Regions from separate parts of the Mus musculus genome. Here region 1 is linked to region 2. A link is a loop called in an ENCODE intact Hi-C map of the cell type or tissue named here. Cell type or tissue: left cerebral cortex. All regions are shown on one strand. Each heading gives the region's core, and the rest is flanking DNA. Links, peaks and the distances in the headings are about the cores only.

What was found. Peaks named below come from ENCODE experiments on the same cell type or tissue, not always from the same donor. Only the 100,000 strongest peaks of a DNase experiment are listed, where the experiment ranks them.
Region 1: it touches region 2 in a loop (1.8-fold over the local background); 2 of 42 quality-filtered maps call a loop at or near these places.

What each region holds. Positions count from the first base shown.
Region 1 is chr11:29,740,212-29,748,846 of GRCm38, forward strand. It overlaps Rtn4 (reticulon 4), which reads left to right. Exons shown (of 9, transcript NM_194054.3): 6 at 770-839; 7 at 1,289-1,335; 8 at 1,484-1,542; 9 at 1,776-4,203. The coding sequence ends at 1,818. Eml6 (echinoderm microtubule associated protein like 6) reads right to left here. Exons shown (of 42, transcript NM_146016.2): 39 at 7,219-7,322; 40 at 6,547-6,700; 41 at 6,037-6,137; 42 at 2,840-4,399. The coding sequence ends at 4,375. Among named protein-coding and RNA genes, the nearest start is that of Rtn4, 52 kb to the left of the region's middle. In left cerebral cortex, for the core only: no CTCF peak of the experiment used is centred there; DNase peaks (open chromatin) are centred at 3,687, 4,387, 4,781, 6,097 and 2 more places; H3K27ac peaks cover 2,732 bases.
Region 2 is chr11:29,790,713-29,799,347 of GRCm38, forward strand. It overlaps Eml6 (echinoderm microtubule associated protein like 6), which reads right to left. Exons shown (of 42, transcript NM_146016.2): 22 at 4,509-4,650; 23 at 1,548-1,700; 24 at 1,261-1,392. Among named protein-coding and RNA genes, the nearest start is that of Gm39671, 14 kb to the right of the region's middle. In left cerebral cortex, for the core only: no CTCF peak of the experiment used is centred there; DNase peaks (open chromatin) are centred at 4,084, 4,603 and 5,558; H3K27ac peaks cover 2,988 bases.

The sequences.
Region 1 (8,635 bases), core at 532-8,531, 50 kb before region 2:
ATGTAGAAACAGTCAAGGGAATACTAGAAAATGGGTTAATGTTTCTAGAAAAGGTAAAATAATAATTTTCATTGTTTTCAAGTTTTTAAGTAGCCAAAATTGTCAAAGTATCTGAAAATCTATTGTGTGCCCCTCTATTTTCCTTAAATATGTGTCTTTCACCAAATAAAGCTCTACAGAGTTTTTAATAAGGCGTGTTTAAACTTTATTCCCTTATACTCGTGGAGAAAAGGCAATGCCCTCTCCCCATGTGTATTGCATTTCCATACACTTGGCTTGTTGCAGTCCTAGTACTGTCAATAGAGAACATGACAGACAAGCTTGTTCTCAGACACTGGCCATAGCTGAGAAATCCTTTTCAGAGATCTACACCCAGGCATAACCTTGATTTGTGACTTAGATGAAGAAAAAACTTTCAGGGTGAGGTGATAGGAAGTACAATTTATTAAAATTAAGGCCAAGTGGCCAGAAAGGAAGTGCTTTCTTTTCTCCCATTGTTGAAAGCTAGACCGTGACTAGAAGTAGAAGGGCAGTGTGTCCTTCCTTCCCATGCTCTCTGTTCTGAGGGAAGGCAGTTCTGCTCTATCATGGCTTCTAAAGAAAGTGAATCAACTCCCATTTTTGGTCCTTAGGTTTCTGAAGTAAGACAATAAATAAAGACTGACTTTACTGGGTTTTCAAGGTCTGTGCCTGTTAGACTGGCATTTAAATGTATATGTTTCAGAAGAAAGTTTAATTTTGCTTATCATGGGCTCTTGTTTGATTACAGTTTGCAGTGTTGATGTGGGTATTTACTTACGTTGGTGCCTTGTTCAATGGTTTGACACTACTGATTTTAGGTAAGTCTACAAAAAGATTGACAAGCACTTAGGGACATTTTTAGAGAATATCTTTATTGTAAGAAAAAAAAATAAAAATGTGAGATTGGGAGATGTTTAAGTAGCTGATACTGTTTTATTGAAATGCTATGTTAGCTCCTGAAGACTACTCCAGCTAACAGCTGCCTTAGGTGCACTCTTGAGCTTAAATTGGGGAAGCTGTATTTTATAGAATCTCTGTGATGTGATTTGAAGCTAAGCATGGTTCCTTCAGCACATGCAGGAGAATGTGAGCATTTCCCAGGCCTCAGGAGAATGTCAACATTTATGTAGGCTTTAAGAGTACTGTCTGGTTACCTTGATTACTATTGGCTTGATAGTATGATGTTGACTCCTAGAATGGTACCAGTCTTCTTTTTTTTTTTTTTTTTTTTTAATTTATTTTTAAAGCTCTGTGTTTACTTTTTCAGCTCTGATCTCACTCTTCAGTATTCCTGTTATATATGAACGGCATCAGGTAATTTCTTAACTGTGGAGATTGCAGAATATAGAGCTCACTCTTATTATAAAGGACTTAGAGCTAGTCTTTAGTTTGTTGGTATGTAGTACTGATTGATATTCTTTGGCAATATTAATTTTATAATGCTTTTATCCTCTTTTCTCAGGCGCAGATAGATCATTATCTAGGACTTGCAAACAAGAGCGTTAAGGATGCCATGGCCAAGTGAGTATGCCCTGCAGCCTTCTTACCAAGGGCGAGACCATCATCCGGCAGTGTCCTTCTGAGGCCAGCATTAACTCTTTTTAATGCTTTTTTTTAAAAAACATTAGGCAAAGGTGGAAAATTAGTTTGTATTTTGGTAGCTTTATGATTCTCTAAATAATATACAGCATAACGTTTTTTAAAGAAGTGGGAAACAAACACAAAATTTGACATTTTTCTTTTTTCATTTGTAGAATCCAAGCAAAAATCCCTGGATTGAAGCGCAAAGCAGAATGAAAAGGCCCCAAACAGTAGACATTCATCTTTAAAGGGGACACTCCCTTGGTTACGGGGTGGGCGGGTCAGGGGTGAGCCCTGGGTGGCCGTGCAGTTTCAGTTATTTTTAGCAGTGCACTGTTTGAGGAAAAATTACCTGTCTTGACTTCCTGTGTTTATCATCTTAAGTATTGTAAGCTGCTGTGTATGGATCTCATTGTAGTCATACTTGTTTTCCCCAGATGAGGCACTTGGTGAATAAAGGATGCTGGGAAAACTGTGTGTTATATTCTGTTGCAGGTAGTCTGGCTGTATTTGGAAAGTTGCAAAGAAGGTAGATTTGGGGGCAGGAAAAACAACCCTTTTCACAGTGTACTGTGTTTGGTTGGTGTAAAACTGATGCAGATTTTTCTGAAATGAGATGTTTAGATGAGCATACTACTAAAGCAGAGTGGAAAAATCTGTCTTTATGGTATGTTCTAGGTGTATTGTGATTTACTGTTAGATTGCCAATATAAGTAAATATAGACATAATCTATATATAGTGTTTCACAAAGCTTAGATCTTTAACCTTGCAGCTGCCCCACAGTGCTTGACCTCTGAGTCATTGGTTATACAGTGTAGTCCCAAGCACATAAACTAGGAAGAGAATGTATTTGTAGGAGCGCTACCACCTGTTTTCAAGAGAACATAGAACTCCAACGTAACCGTCATTTCAAAGATTTACTGTATGTATAGTTGATTTTGTGGACTGAATTTAATGCTTCCAAATGTTTGCAGTTACCAAACATTGTTATGCAAGAAATCATAAAATGAAGACTTATACCATTGTGTTTAAGCTGTATTGAATTATCTGTGGAATGCATTGTGAACTGTAAAGCAAAGTATCAATAAAGCTTATAGACTTACCTTTGTGTTTAGTGTTTTAGTTTCATGAATGCACAGCAAAAACACGGTGGTAGGCTTAGAGAGTGGACACATGGTAACATGCTTTTAGAAAGGTTTTAGTTCATGAAACAGCTTAAGAACAAAGAATATATTTACATAGTGAGATTTATTTGACTCATAACAAAAGGTTTTAAATTATTTTATACTTTGAAAATAAATTCATGCACCAATATTTTAACAGAATACAGTGCAAGATTTATGAATATACATAAAATTACACCATATAAATTTTACAAATAAGACTTTCAAAGTCTTTATAACAGACACTATTGCTCTTCAAATATATACATATATCATTGATTAGTCAGTTGTTCATCCACATGGTTACTTAATGCAAGATCTGTCTGAATGAAATGTCAGTAGTACAAGACAGGCAGACACAGTGATCACTCAGCATCACCAGGTACAGAAAACAGAATCAGGGCTGCATAGGGCTCTACTGAGGACCCAGCAACCTGCTAGTGGGTTGATGTAAGGCATTAATAAGTTGGCGTGTAAAATAGCTTAATGTGTAATCTAATTCTTTTAGAATGCTGAAGCACTTCTGTGGTAAATGTTGATAATCTATTCTTTAACTGAAAATGCTTATTTCAACCTTTCTCTAAAATGGCAACTTCATATAACTAGAAACTCAAGGTCTAGAATTTTAGTGCACAGACTGGAAGGACTCGGTGGTGTGTGTACTCACGACTCCAACTCCCATCAGCCTTCTTAACTAATAGTCGTCAAGTCACATTCTGTCCGACAACTGACTGGAGAAACTCAAATACTCCTTACAGTGGGGAATATGTTCAAGAGGTTTTTAAAAATCTGAATTTACCCTGCATTAATCATCTGAAATGAGCAGAGCCAAGCCAGTCCTACCCAAGAGGGTGTAAACTAAACAGCAAGACAGCTCACTCGTCACACTGGAGCTTTCCCTGCTTTCCGTGTTGCTACTTTCTGTGGAGCTGGACTCTTCTTTGCTGCTCACCTTATAACTGCTTTCCTAGAGCAGGACATAGTGGTGAATTTGCTAATCCCATAGCCCTCCTCAGTTTTGAAGTTTTAGCACCATGTGAAGGAAGAAGACGACATGGGAGGTGAGGCAGCAGCCCACACAACTGGGAACTTTGAAGGCACTTAATGGATATAAAACTGCAAATGAAACTTTTAAAAATTAACATTTTAAAACTTGTTTATACATGGCTCATTTAGTTTTGAAAGCTAAATGTGGCAAACAGGGTATTTCTGTACTTAAGTGCTTCCAACTTACATTGTGTCCAGTGAACATTCTTAAAATACATAGAAACAGAATAGCAAAACACCTTTGTAAAAGTCTTAATGCAAATTAAACGCTACATATTGGTTAGGGTAATTGAGGATGTAAATTTTATCTGTGGGCTACATCATCCCAATTTTGCCGTTAGTGAAGTTACAATAAGTATAGGTTTTAGTCTCCAGAACAGAAGCAAACAGTCTTAGTATTCATTCTTGGCATCACCATCTTGCAAAGTTCAGATTATGAGAGTCCTACAACATCTCTGTTCAGAGCTTGTGTGTCCCACAGCAGTTGGCGTCGAGGAGGTGCCCCTGCACTGCCTACAAGTAGCTTGGGAGAAGCAGCCATAGTGCACGGGGTTCCAGTGTTTACAGACATCGCCACACAAATACACTGAAAGGCAAACGACATTTTTGTGTGGTCAGATACTATAATGCTGCCAAGTGTTCCAGACTGAAAAGTGTAAACCCATTGCAGCCTACTCTCCTTCCCCGTCATCACTTGGGCTTTTTTTGTTTTTTTTTAAGGTTTTTTTTTGGGGGGGTTGGGGTGAATAAGGTTTTACTATGTAGTCTGAGGATTATAGATGTGAGCCACCATGTCTGGTTTACTGTTCTTTTTTGGAACAGTTCTTTGATGTGTGTCTCCCTTAGACTCCTTTTGCTGCTTTGAGCATTTGTGCATAATGAAGTCACTGGAGACTTGGCAGCCCAACCTCACACTATCTGTCCTGTGACTATTGAAGAGGGTTGAGTGTGTTTGAATGGAGCCCTTTTTACATGTTATACACCATGTCCTCAAGGCCTTATGCTTTTAAGTTACTTTAAGTCTTGTTTGTAAACAGAAGTCACTTTGTATTTCCTGCACTGGGCTGGCCAGTTCGTTTAGGCCTTTTCTTCCCAACTTGTTCTGTTTGGCTGGTACTGTTTGGAATGAATGTTCATTATTCCAAAGGAACTGGTGTAAGTAAGTACTACCCCAAGCAATAATCCCCGCAATAGCTAGCACAGTGAGCTGGAGGTGGCTCAGCAGGCAGGCCATCACGGCGCACTGTGTTCTTTATAGGTGCCTCTCTTACAATTTGACTCAGATCACTAAAAACATCAAAATTTATTTGTAATAGTTTAAAATTAATTTTGTGCCTGTACACATACACGTGCAAGCTCAATTTCAAGGGTGGGTTCTCTGCACTCAGGTTATCAGGCTTGCTAGACCCGTTTTACTTTTTCAGCTACCCCTGAGTTTTTATTAAACAAAAACAATATTTGGTAATGTAATAAAACCTTTAAATATATTGAAATTGAGTTATAGAATGACCTGGTCCTGTCCTCTCCATATGCTAGGAAACCCTCTCCTACCTCAGAAAGAGGCTTGCAGACCTATGGGTTAGGTTGGAAGGGTTCCTTCCTTCTAAAACAATGGCTTCCAAACCATGCTTCAGGCCAAATAACCTGCATATTTCACCTGACGGCCAAAAGCTGCCTTGGCTCTTTGTCCAAATAGCTCCTTGGACTTGGGCCATGGACTGGCCCTAAGACTCAGCATCTCCCGTTTCTCATGGCAACTCATTTGCCTCCACTATTTCTTAGTGTCACTAAAGGCTCCATGTTATTAGCATCTTTAAACTTAAGAAGATGTTATTAGCATCATTAAGCTAGGCTGGCAATTCTCAAGGACAAATGGGTGAAGGTTGATTTAACCTGATTCTCAGTGATTGTTTCTACTAAAGTTAGCCATTCCAGATTTCTTACCCTGTGCCTCTCGCCCCCCAGCAATGTTTAGCTGTCATAGAACCTGAGCTCAGCCAATCCCAGGAGAGCCCTAGAGGGGACACGGGCCTGCCAAAATTTGTTGAGAACGCCAACAACAGAATATGGTAGGAAATTTTTGGTTTTCCCCTAAAAACTCGTGAAATTTCTTTCTTATTGTTCCATATCAGACCCTTCCTGTGTCCCTGGCAGAGCCTGGCCCACAGGACACCCCAACTAGCAGAACTGCCCGAGGAGCCAACCAAATTAATCTGGTACAACCTGCAGTCGTCTCCTCCTGTGCTGACCACATACTTGTCATCGGAAGAGAAGCGGATGTTCGTCACATGAGCAGAGTGACCAAAGTAACGTTTGTGCTTGGCCTGTGAGGAAAAGCAAACGCAGCGGCTGAGCACATGTTGACCCCAGTAACTTGTTGGGTTATTGATCCACCAGCTGCCCCACTTCCAGAAGCCCCCACTGCTCTGTGTGCAGAAGGCCTTGATGAGAAGGGTGCCTGCCGTGGCCTTGCACTTTCCCTTACTCTTAAGGCTGTAGACTTCTCTCCCCTGATGCCCAGGCTCAAGTCTCAACAGTAAGCACTGCACTTTCCAGGTGCATCAATCAGCCACCCTTGCTGATTTCCCTGCCTGATTTCTTCCCCAACTTTGTGGCCATTTGTCCATTCACCAGGGGCAAGCCAAAGCCCCATGGGGCTGGATCCATGATAACTGAAGGTCATCTATATGACTGTATAGGAGCATGGTCCGGAGACAGCTCAGGAGGACTCACGAATTTTTCTGTGCATGGAAAATCAAAGAGCTTCAGCAGCCCGAAGTCATCCCCTGTGACAATGTTCAAGCCAGCATGGGTCACACATGCACAGTTGACATCAGCCTTGTCTGCGTTTCGTGGCCAGATTCCAATGACTTCATCTCCGAGAACACTGTTCCAAGAGGAAAAGGTATTAGGAAGATGGGACATAGTTTCCTAGGGTTGTTGTCCCCTCCTAAGGTAAAAAGTAGATAGGAATTGTAGGTCATTTGGTCACGTGGGCACACCCTGCTCTGCATTTTCACCACCAGGCACAGCCCTTCCCCAACTCCCCTACATTCCAGAAAGAAAACTTTTATTTTATTTTTTCTTCCTTATAGTTCCACTGAATATGTATGTTGGCAAGGACAGAGTTCCTGTACCTTTTATCTTTAGGTTACTAGAAGCTTCATTGTTGCTGGGCTTGGCAAAACATTTGAACTTGCTGAATGTGGCTTGGGGTTGGTACGAATGATTAAACAAAAAGAAAGCCCTGATCGCATAAAATCCTCCCCTAAGCCAGTGTCTAGCAGCTTTGCATCCTCCCCCACTGAGAAAAGACAGTTTCATCTCAGCTCTTCCTATCCTGGCCATCACAAACCCAGAGGCAGAGCTGGGGCCTCTTCCTCAACCAGAGTTCTCTTCATTTACCTTGTCCAGGAAGCCCAGGTGATCTTCTCAACAACCATGGCTTCAGTTACTTGCTTCCCCAGGGGAACTTCATGTACTTGGCGCTTATAGGCTCCTGTTGACACCTGCAAGAGGAGAGGAACTGAGTCCATCTGCTTCCTCAGTTCCACAGACTCTCTTGGCTGTCTTTCCCAACACTAACTCTGCCCCAGTTACGCTTTTCTTTAAATCCAAACTCAGCTCCTGGCTACAAAGCCAATAAACAGTCCGTTGCCCCACAGCCCATGCTAAAATTCATAGGTAGGGTGTGTTCTACCTCCCCAACCCCTGTCAACACACAACAGCCTATGTTAAAATTCAGAGTATCTTCTATCCATTTCTACCCCCACCACGAGGGATGGTGAACATGTCAAGTGCCCTCTTGGAGTCTCCTAAAGGAAACTGGCCACTGTTTTCACATTAAAGGACACTTGCCAGTGTCTTACATCCTAGGTCTCTTCTCTCCCCATGGGGATGGTGTCTCTACCCATGTCACCAGGGTTTTCCTTGAGTTCATGGAAAGATCCTAAATCTTTCCCACCTCAGGTTTTCAATGCAGATGGCTTGGGACAGAAATCCTGCCCCCTTTGTTAACTCCCTCCTACAGGGCAGACATTGCTCAGCCTAACGAATGCTTTTTTAGAAGGGAGGCAGGTCTAAGTTGAGTGCCTCTTCAGATGCTGCCTGACAAGCTACACTTTGCCTTGACTGTCAGTCCTTGCCTTCTCCATGGAAGTGTGATAAGCTCCAGAAGAAATGAACATACTATATCTATCCAAAAGCCTGCCTAGCTGAGGCTTTGTTGGATACATTTGAAAAATGAATATAGGTTCTCCTCTCCTCCCCCTCTCCCTTCTTCCTTCCTTCCTTCCTTCCTTCCTTCCTTCCTTCCTTCCTTCCTTCCTTCCTTCCTTCCTCCCTCCCTCCCTCCCTTCCTTTCCTTCCTTCCTTCCTTCCTTTCTTTTTCTTTCTTGTTTTTTGAGGCAGGGTTTCTCTGTGTAGCCCTGACTGTCCTGGAACTCACTTTGTAGATCAGGCTGGCCTTGAACTCAGAAATCTGCCTGCCTCTGCCTCCCAAGTGTTGGGATTAAAGGTGTGCCCCACCACCGCCTGGCTTAAGCACTCCTCTTTCCAGGCTCACAGATGCTGAATGCTGAAGTAACTTCTGTTGTTAGCCACAAGTCCCAAAGGTAGGACCCCTTGATCTTGCCTCTCAGCTGTGCAGAGACCCAGTCGTGAGGTCTCCAGCCCATTCTGGAATGCAGCAGCCATACTTCCCAATAGAATTTGGAGAATAAACAATAGCAAGCTTAGAAGTGCAGACCTAAAGAACTAGAAATTCGGAAGTTTTCTAAAACTTATTGAAATTAGTCCTCCGGTGCATGTGCGTACATGCAAA
Region 2 (8,635 bases), core at 200-8,199:
AAACATCTGCCTGGCCCAGTCTGAGACTATCTCAAAAAATACTTAAAATGAAGTATGATTTATTAAATAACTACATATTTATTAAATATAACTAATTAAATAAAAATAGCAGTGTCTCTGCAGGAACCTCTTCCTGGGTCAGACTCTTGTCGCCTCTCTCTGACTTTCATCAGTTGATTTTGGGAATGCCCCAATGAAAATAACCTGCAGATACCCAGTGCCTCCAGAACAAACTCAGCATGGATGAGTGTGATGTAAGAGTCCCTTTTGACTCTGTCCTTGTCTGGATTTCCACATCCCTTCCTCCTACCCGCTCAGCCAAGGGTTCCTCACCACTTCTTAACTATCCACTGGTCCTCCTCCCAGTTTGGCACCACATTCCATTTGCTGGGTGATCCCCTTCTTAACTTTGCTATGTGGTGAGCCATATCTACATAGACATCTTGGATTTCCCTTGGAGCTATCTCCTCAGAACAGACACAGCACAGACCACAAGAGACTATGACTTCTTTGCAAGTGAGGATCCTGCCCACTCCTAAATGTGTGCTCTGGACTCTTAGCATCAACCATGTCTCCAGACAGAATCTAACAGTGACATGCTGTGTAGCACTTACAGGGACTCATCCCATGCCTACATCATTGTGTTCTTATATTCTTTCAAAACTAGCCCATTTCCCTCCCTAAATTATAAGGTTTATAGAGAATAGAAGCCAAGTCTTACTTCTAGATCCACATTTTCTGACTTAAGACTTTGTAAATGGTAGATGCTAGATGTATTAAATAGACAGGCCTTCACGGTTTTGTGGAAGTAACTTGGCAGACACAAAGGGGAAGCTAGGCGCTTTGGAGAAAGATAAATTCAGGTGAGCTGAGTATAGCTTTCTATCTCTGCCAAGAGCTGAAAATTGCTTGAGACATCAGGGGCTGAATTCCCGGAGAGGGTCCTGGTCAGGAAGGATGAGTAGATAAAAGCAAGGACAGATCATATGCAACGCAAAGCATGGCAACTCAACGTACCACAGGCTTTCTTGATCTTAAGCCACAGTGACTTCCATTAATAATGAGATGCTTATGGAACAGAAAAATTCTCAAAGTGTTAACAGTAATGGCTCCTGGGAGGTCAGGTTAGCCTGGGCTGTTGGGTTATCCTCATACACTGCCATGGATCTTCTTCCTGTTTTTTACTAAAACTCAATTCCATTCTCTCTGGAAATGATGCATGAGTTTAAGTTTTATCTTAAAAACCACAACCTGTTTTACCTCTAGAGTCCCAGTCAATGTGTGTGATGTAACTAGAAGCTCCTTTACAGATGCCAACCCTCTTGCTTGTAAGCACGTTGTAGATATCCACGAAGTTATCATGAGATGCCACAGCAAGGTATTTTCCTGTATCTGTAGAGACACAGTAACAGAACACAAGTTCACCTCCAGGAACATAAGATTTTGAGGTGGGAGAAAGGTCAAAGAAACTTTTAGAATAGTCCATTTTTATATAAAAAATGATTTAAAGATTGCTATTTTTTTTTAAGTATTACTGCCATCTTCACCTTTTGAAAATTTTATATCAGAGATCATTTCTTTTCTGTGATGGAAGGAGAGCATGTCTTCCACTGTGTCAGCATTCACCACCAAGAAACTTCCATCATTCAATCCAACTGCTAGGGCTTTCCCATCAGGGGAGAAAGCACAACATCTTCCTCCTACAAAAGGACCGAAGAGAATCATAATTGAGCACTTGGCTGTTGAGTAAAGCAGATGGAGACACAGGAGAAATATGCATGTGTATGCACTCACATGCTTACATGTAACTGGGCCTTTAGCACCGCCACCCAGGTGGGAGTTAAAATGTCATCATTTGGGGAATAGTGAGATGGTCCTGTGGGGAAGAGCACTTCTTATGTAAGCCTGACAACCTGAGTTTGAACCTGAGAATCCATGGTAGAAGGAGAGGACCAACTTCCAAAAGTTGTCTGTAGATATCATGTGTATGTGTGTACATACAACATAATAAATGTATATTTTTAAATCTTTGAAAAATAGCATAATTTAAATGTCTTCTTCCCTCCAGAGTATCAAAATCATATTTTAGGGCTGGAGAAACAGCTCAGAGGTTGACAGCACTTGCTGCTCTTACAGGACCTCAGTATGGTTCCCAGCACCCATGTCAGTAATCGGCTCTCCACTCCCTGTAACTACAGCTTCAAGTACTCTGACATGCCCTTATTTGGGCACCTGCACGCACATGTACATTCCACAACACAGATACACACAATTAAAAAATAAATCTTAAAATACATTTTCATTTTCCATAATGTTTTTCCACTTATTTCTTTATCTTGGAGTATCTGGGCTTTTTAAGGTAGGTAGGTGAGCCGGTGCAGGAGAGGGTTAGGTAGATAGCATAGCTCTCTGAGAAAAGAGGACACATTTAAGAACATGAGTTCTCCAATAAAACTTCTAGAAACCATTTTTTTTTTTTTTTTGGACATCATGACTGGAAACACATTTTTTTTTTTTTTAAAATTTAGAAGCCCTCTTAATTTTAGTTTTTCTGCTTCATGGATCATAATGCAGTCAAGAGGTAGAAGATTTGAGATGACACAGTCCAAGCCATGCTGCTTTGTGCTGGAACAGCTCAATCTGGCTTCCATAGGGAGCCACACCTGTGCTGATAGATGGTGAAGCTATGTAAAGCTAGTAACTTGGAACTGGCTTATGTAAGCAATCTCTCTACTCATTTGTCCAGTTAATGCTTACCTTCTGTGAGTCTGTCAAGTCACTGTAGTGAGACAGTGAAAAGACCAGCTAGCCCTGGGGACAGTCATCAGGGTAGGTGAACCATAATTTACCATACAATTTAGGCCACAGTTTAGAGCAAAAGGAGAGATATTTATACCAGGATAGCAAGGGAAACTAGAGGAATTGTTATCTAAGATGCAGCAACAGTTGCTCTTTTGAACCAATATTTAACCTAAAGAATAAAGTCCACTGACTAGCTTCTACCATAAGGCACTAGTTTCATTTTGCAATGCAAGTTAGTGGGCAAATGATTCAATTATTCAGAGCATGGCTCTGAATTTGGTTGAAATCCTTGCCCCACCCGCTGCCAAGTTGTAAGAGTCCAGGGTAAAGTGAGGCTATGTGGGGAGTTAGTGACAACCAGTGTGCAGGCATGAGGCCACCGTGCTGCAGTGTGCACTGCTTCACTACTCACTAAGTAGATGATGCTGGACAAAGTACTATAGTAACCTGTCTCCATTTTCTGATCTGTAAGTGATATGAATGGTAGCCTTATGCACCAGGTCTCTGCAGAATAAAGGTGATGTACCAGTGTGGTCTCTGGCTCACACTGATACTACCAGTCAGTATGATTTCATTTGGCATTGTTCCTTTAGAATATGCCCTTATGTCTCTGCATACAGAATGACCCAGTACAAATATTGAAAGGACAGAGCCCAAGCTCAGCCCTTCCTGTCTTAAGAATTTTTGTTAGACCTCAAGGCTCAGCTCTCTTGTTGCTTCCCTAAGAAAGCAGTGCGAGGTGGCAAGTCTGAGCTGAGCTTCTGTGGCCTCTTGCTCATGTGGGGTCTTCATCTACTCTCTGCCTGAAGCTGGCAAGTGGTTTGTGTCAGAGGCCCCCTTGCCTCTTGGCGTCTGGGTGGGTCCAGGATGGAGTTTGTAAGACTGGAAGGTAGAGAACTGGCAGGCTGAACTGTCTGATCCTCCAGGCACCTCCTGAAATGCCACCATCTCAGACACTCCACCAACCACTCTGTCCTTTTGTCTTTTAAAGCTCAGAACTTTCGAGGACACCTGCAGTTACTGGTGGCACCACAGTGCATATTCCTTGTCATTTCTTTAAACCCTACCCACTCCTTTATAAAGAATCCTATTTTTAGGCCCTTCTCAAATTACCTGAGTAAGCAGGCCAGCTGCTGCTGGGAGTCCTTTCAAATCTTGTCTGTATCTGATTCTAAAGACGAGACTGTTCTCTGTGGGCTCTTAGGGCCTGACATACAGAGGTACTCAAGAAGCATTTGGTGAACTGTTATCTCTTGGCAGATGCCTGTATTGTGTGCAGATGTCCAACACACATTTATGACTTCAAAAAATATTTTTTTCTACCAAACTGACTTTCTACTTTCCATAAATGCTGGAGACTGTTAGTCATAGATATAATTAGTGTTTTTCTCCCGTTGTTTTGTTTTTACAAGCTGACACACTTCAGCTCTCAATGAGAAGAGAACACAGGGGCAAGCAAGCACGTGTAGTTCAAGCAAAGTGAATGGGGCTGGGGCACTCTGAGATCAGACTAGCGTTCTGGAAAGTCTCCATGCACTCTTAATTTTCACTGCACAGTGAACCCTGAATTGCCTTGCTCATATTTTTGGGATTGTAACAGGTGCTCTCATTAAACAGTGGTTGAATGAGTAAGTGAGTGAGTGAACCTAACATAGTCTGTTGCCTGTAAACAGACACCTTTACCTGTGAGGAGATGTCTTATGTACCTTTTTTAAGTTTCCGTACAGCCAGCATGCGGTGCTGGGAGGATAATTCCCAGATCCGAAGTGTTTTGTCATCACTTACTGTCGCGCAGATGGGCAGGAGCGGGTGTGCTGCCAGCCCCCACACTTCCCCTTCCATGTGTCCCTGTGGAAGAGGAAAGAAGGCAAAGTAAACCCATGCTTTCTGCCCAGCTGAGAGCACCTCAAGCTGAAAGTGCCTCAGACAGGTGAACACATGAATAAACAGCTCCCTTCAGCCACAATGGCCACACTATTTCATTTCTTATGAATGACCTTTAAGCTAGGTGTTTCTGAGACAAATCATTTTTTTTCCAGAAAGTAAAGCATAGTGCTCACTGCTTATGGATAGCAGATGTTTTCTCACCTAGCAACAAATATCCAGGTACATGGTAAACTTTCCACCCCTCACCCTTGTTTTGTGTATGTGTGCACATAAGGATGATTACAGTGTTTCTATTCTTTATGTGTGAAGGTCGAGGTTAACATTGGCTGTCTTCTTTAATTGCTCTTTACCTTTGGCAAGGCTGGCTGACCAATGAACTCCAGGGAAATACTTGTCTCTGCCTATCTCCAGCCCCCAGCTTTGGAGTTAGAGATGTATGCCACTACACCTAGATTTTTAAGTGGGTACTGGGGATCCAAATTCAGGTCCTCATGGCTGCACAACAAACACTTCACCAAATGAGAAATCTCCCTAGATCCTTATCCTGCTTTATATAAATACACTATGTAAACACATTATGGTAAAACGACTTAATCCCATTGACACCTAGTACTGCCTTTTATGAGTACACACTATAAAGTGTAGGTGCCATCCACCCTTGTCATGGAACTAGACAGCAATACTCTCGTTTATACACTTGTAGTCCTTCAAATGCAGTGGGTTGGGTTTCTCCTGTCCCAATACTGAGGACTGAACTTAGAGCCTCATGCATGCTACTCAAGCATTTTACCACTGAGCTACAAGATGCATTTAGTCTGGCTGAGAAGAAATAAACCTAAATTCGGACTTGGAAAATCATGTTGCAGCACAGACTCAGCATTTGTTCATACGCTGGTGTGCCTGTGTATGAATCATGTCTATGTCCATACCTCCAGGCTCCCTACTGGGATGCCTCCTAGAGGACCTTAAACCTCTAATCCTGGTGCCTGATTTAAAGGCTTCTAGACTCATACTCCTTTGCGATCAAACTTGTTCACAATACCCATTATATAATGACTTTAAATGGCCGCCTAATGTCACTTTTGATCATATCATTATAAGGGGTCTTTACAACTATTGCTAGTGATCTGGAAGATGGAAGGAGGTTTCCTATGTCCAGGCTTCTTCTTACCTTCACTCCAAACTTTCTCTCTGTGCTTCCTTGTTTCCCAATTCAGCTCCTTCTAGCTATGAAATCTCAACTAGACAAAACTTCCACCGTCCTTGATCCAGCTAACAAGCCTCTTCCTTGGCTTCTTCAGCTTACCCTATTTCCTAGCCTCTTCAGCTTCCTGTCCTCTTCTAACTTCCTCTCTAACCATCCCACAGGGAGGGACATCACTCCCAAATCACCCTTCAGCCAATCTCCTAGGCCTGGTCATGGATAACTGAAGGGGCCCAAGCTTCCTTGACCAGATCACTACCATCACTAACAGGGAGCCCTGTGTAGTCATTATGCTATCAGATCAACCATCTTCCTCCTTTTGGATACTGGGGTCACTTACTTGGTCCTGATGTTGTTTTGGGGATCTACCTCTCAGGGTAGGGGGGTAGCCTTACCAATCTTACCAAACCCTTTAGTTGCATTTTTAGGGGTGTTCCTCTCACCTATTCTTTTCTGGTAGTGCCATGTAGCCTCCCTCAGCCTTGAGCAGGTTGGCTCAGCCCTGTTCTGCCTCTGTGAAGGAGACCACCTAGGGTGGAGTCTTCCGACCTACATAGGTCTATTGTTCTGACACCTCTGTGCTTTTCTCCAAGATGCTGCTACCTGCTGAGTGGCTGAACCTGTCTTCCTGAGCCGATCCTGAATAAGCAACAGCCTGGTGACCAACTGCTGACAGCCTGGCCACAAAGCATCAAGAACCTGGTGTGGTGGGGCATGGGCCTTCCCCCTTCATAAGCTCAGACTCTTAAGTAAACTTTGAGCCTTGATCAGTATCTTGTCTCGGTCTTGTTATTTCTCTCGACATTTCCTCCCATGCAGCCCCAGCCTCCCCTTCAGGAACCTGGTTCATGTAGCTGCAGGCAGCTACAGTGCCATTGTGTCCTGTCCCCTTATTAGGAAGGAATCTTCTAGCCAAAGTGGGAGCCTCTATTTCTTTTGTCCCCACACCATTCACCTAAACTCAAGCTTGCCAGCAGTCCCTCTCCGCCTTCTTCTAGCTACCCAACCTACTGGCTCTGACATGTCATTTTCTTTGCCAGCCCCCGAGGTGGACCCCCAAGTCTGGGACATCCAGAACCCCTCTGTTGCTAAACACCATTCCTCTGTTGTCATCCAATTACAGGATTCTACCTAGTACATCATGCAAGCTCAGTATCCCCCCTCTCTCCAGAGCCTCAGGGGATATAAGCCTCTCCTTGACCTCCTAAGAAAAAAAGTTCCCTATCCCACTTCTTCCCCTTTTAATACCCACTATACTTGAAGTTAAGAAACCCAACAGGTCCTATCTCCTGGTTCAAGATCTCAGGCTCCTTAATTTTGCAGTGGTTCCTCTCCATCCTGTTTTGGCTAACCCTTATATGCTTCTTTCCACTATCCTCTCAGGGACTTATTTCTCAGGCCTAGATCTCAAGGATGTATTCTTTTCTATCCCCCTAGAAGCCCAGTCACAAACCATCTTTGCCTTTACCTGGACTGACCCTGACACCCATGTCTCTACCTAACTCACCTTGACTATTCTACTTCAGGACTTTTGGGATAGCCCATAACTGTTTGGTCAGGTCCTGGCTTCTGACTCTTTGTCTTTTCCTAGATCTAAGCTTATTCAGTATGTTGATGACATTGTCCTCTGTGGTCCCTCTCTACAAATTAGCCAAACCAATACCTGTGCTCATCTAAGTTTCCTATCCAGCTGATGCTATATCTTACCTTCTAAGGTTCAATTGCTCACCCCTCAGGTCACCTACTATGGACTAACACTCCAACCTACAAAGCCATTACCTTAGACAGAAAAACCTAATCCAGTCTCTAGCAGTCCCCTCTACTAAAGAGGAGATTTTTATCATTCCTAAGAATATCTTGCTTTTTACATTCCTGGGTTCCTTCCTTTTCCCTCCTTTCTTGCCCCTTATATGAAGCAGCCTTAGGGCTGACACAGGAACGTCTTCTCAAACCTGTTATTAAGCCCCTTTAAAGGCTCCAACAGGGCCTTCTTCGGGCCCCAACCTTACACATCCTGGACCTAATATGTGCCTCCTTCCCTATGTAACAGAGAAAGAGGGATGTGCCTTTGGGGTCCTAGGTCACCAACCAGGACCCTCCTTTGCACCCATAGCATACTTGTCAAGGAAATTAGACCTAACCATCCAGGGAAGGGCATACGTGCTTTACCAGATGCTGAACTTATTTGAGAATCCAACAAATTAACCTTTGGGTTACCTATCACTACCTTCTCTTCTCATTACCTGTCCTAGCTCTTAACTTACAAAGGCTTATAGAGTCTACCTCTGTCCAGGATTCTTTCACTTCAGGTAGCACTAACAGAAGATTCTACCCTTACTTTCCAATCATGCACACCTCTCAATATCTCAAGCCCTCTTCCCTGACCAAATGCTGTTCACTTCCCATTTCATTCCTGCACTGAAACCTTAGAGGAACTATCGCCCCATCCCTCACACACACAGGAGGGCACATTGTCTCAGGCCATCTATACCTGGTACACAGATGGCAGCTCCTTTATATATGAAGGGTCCTGGAAAGCTGGCTATGCTATGGTGTCAGATATGGAGGTGGTTGACACATGGCCCATTTCTAACCACACTACTAACCAACAGGCTGAACTAATAGCTCTTACCCATGCCTTTCAATTAGCATAGGGACAATCCCTAAATATCTATACAGACTCTAAAGCCATTCTAAAAGCCTCCCATCTCCCTGCAACTACTGGAATTGTCCACTGCTGGT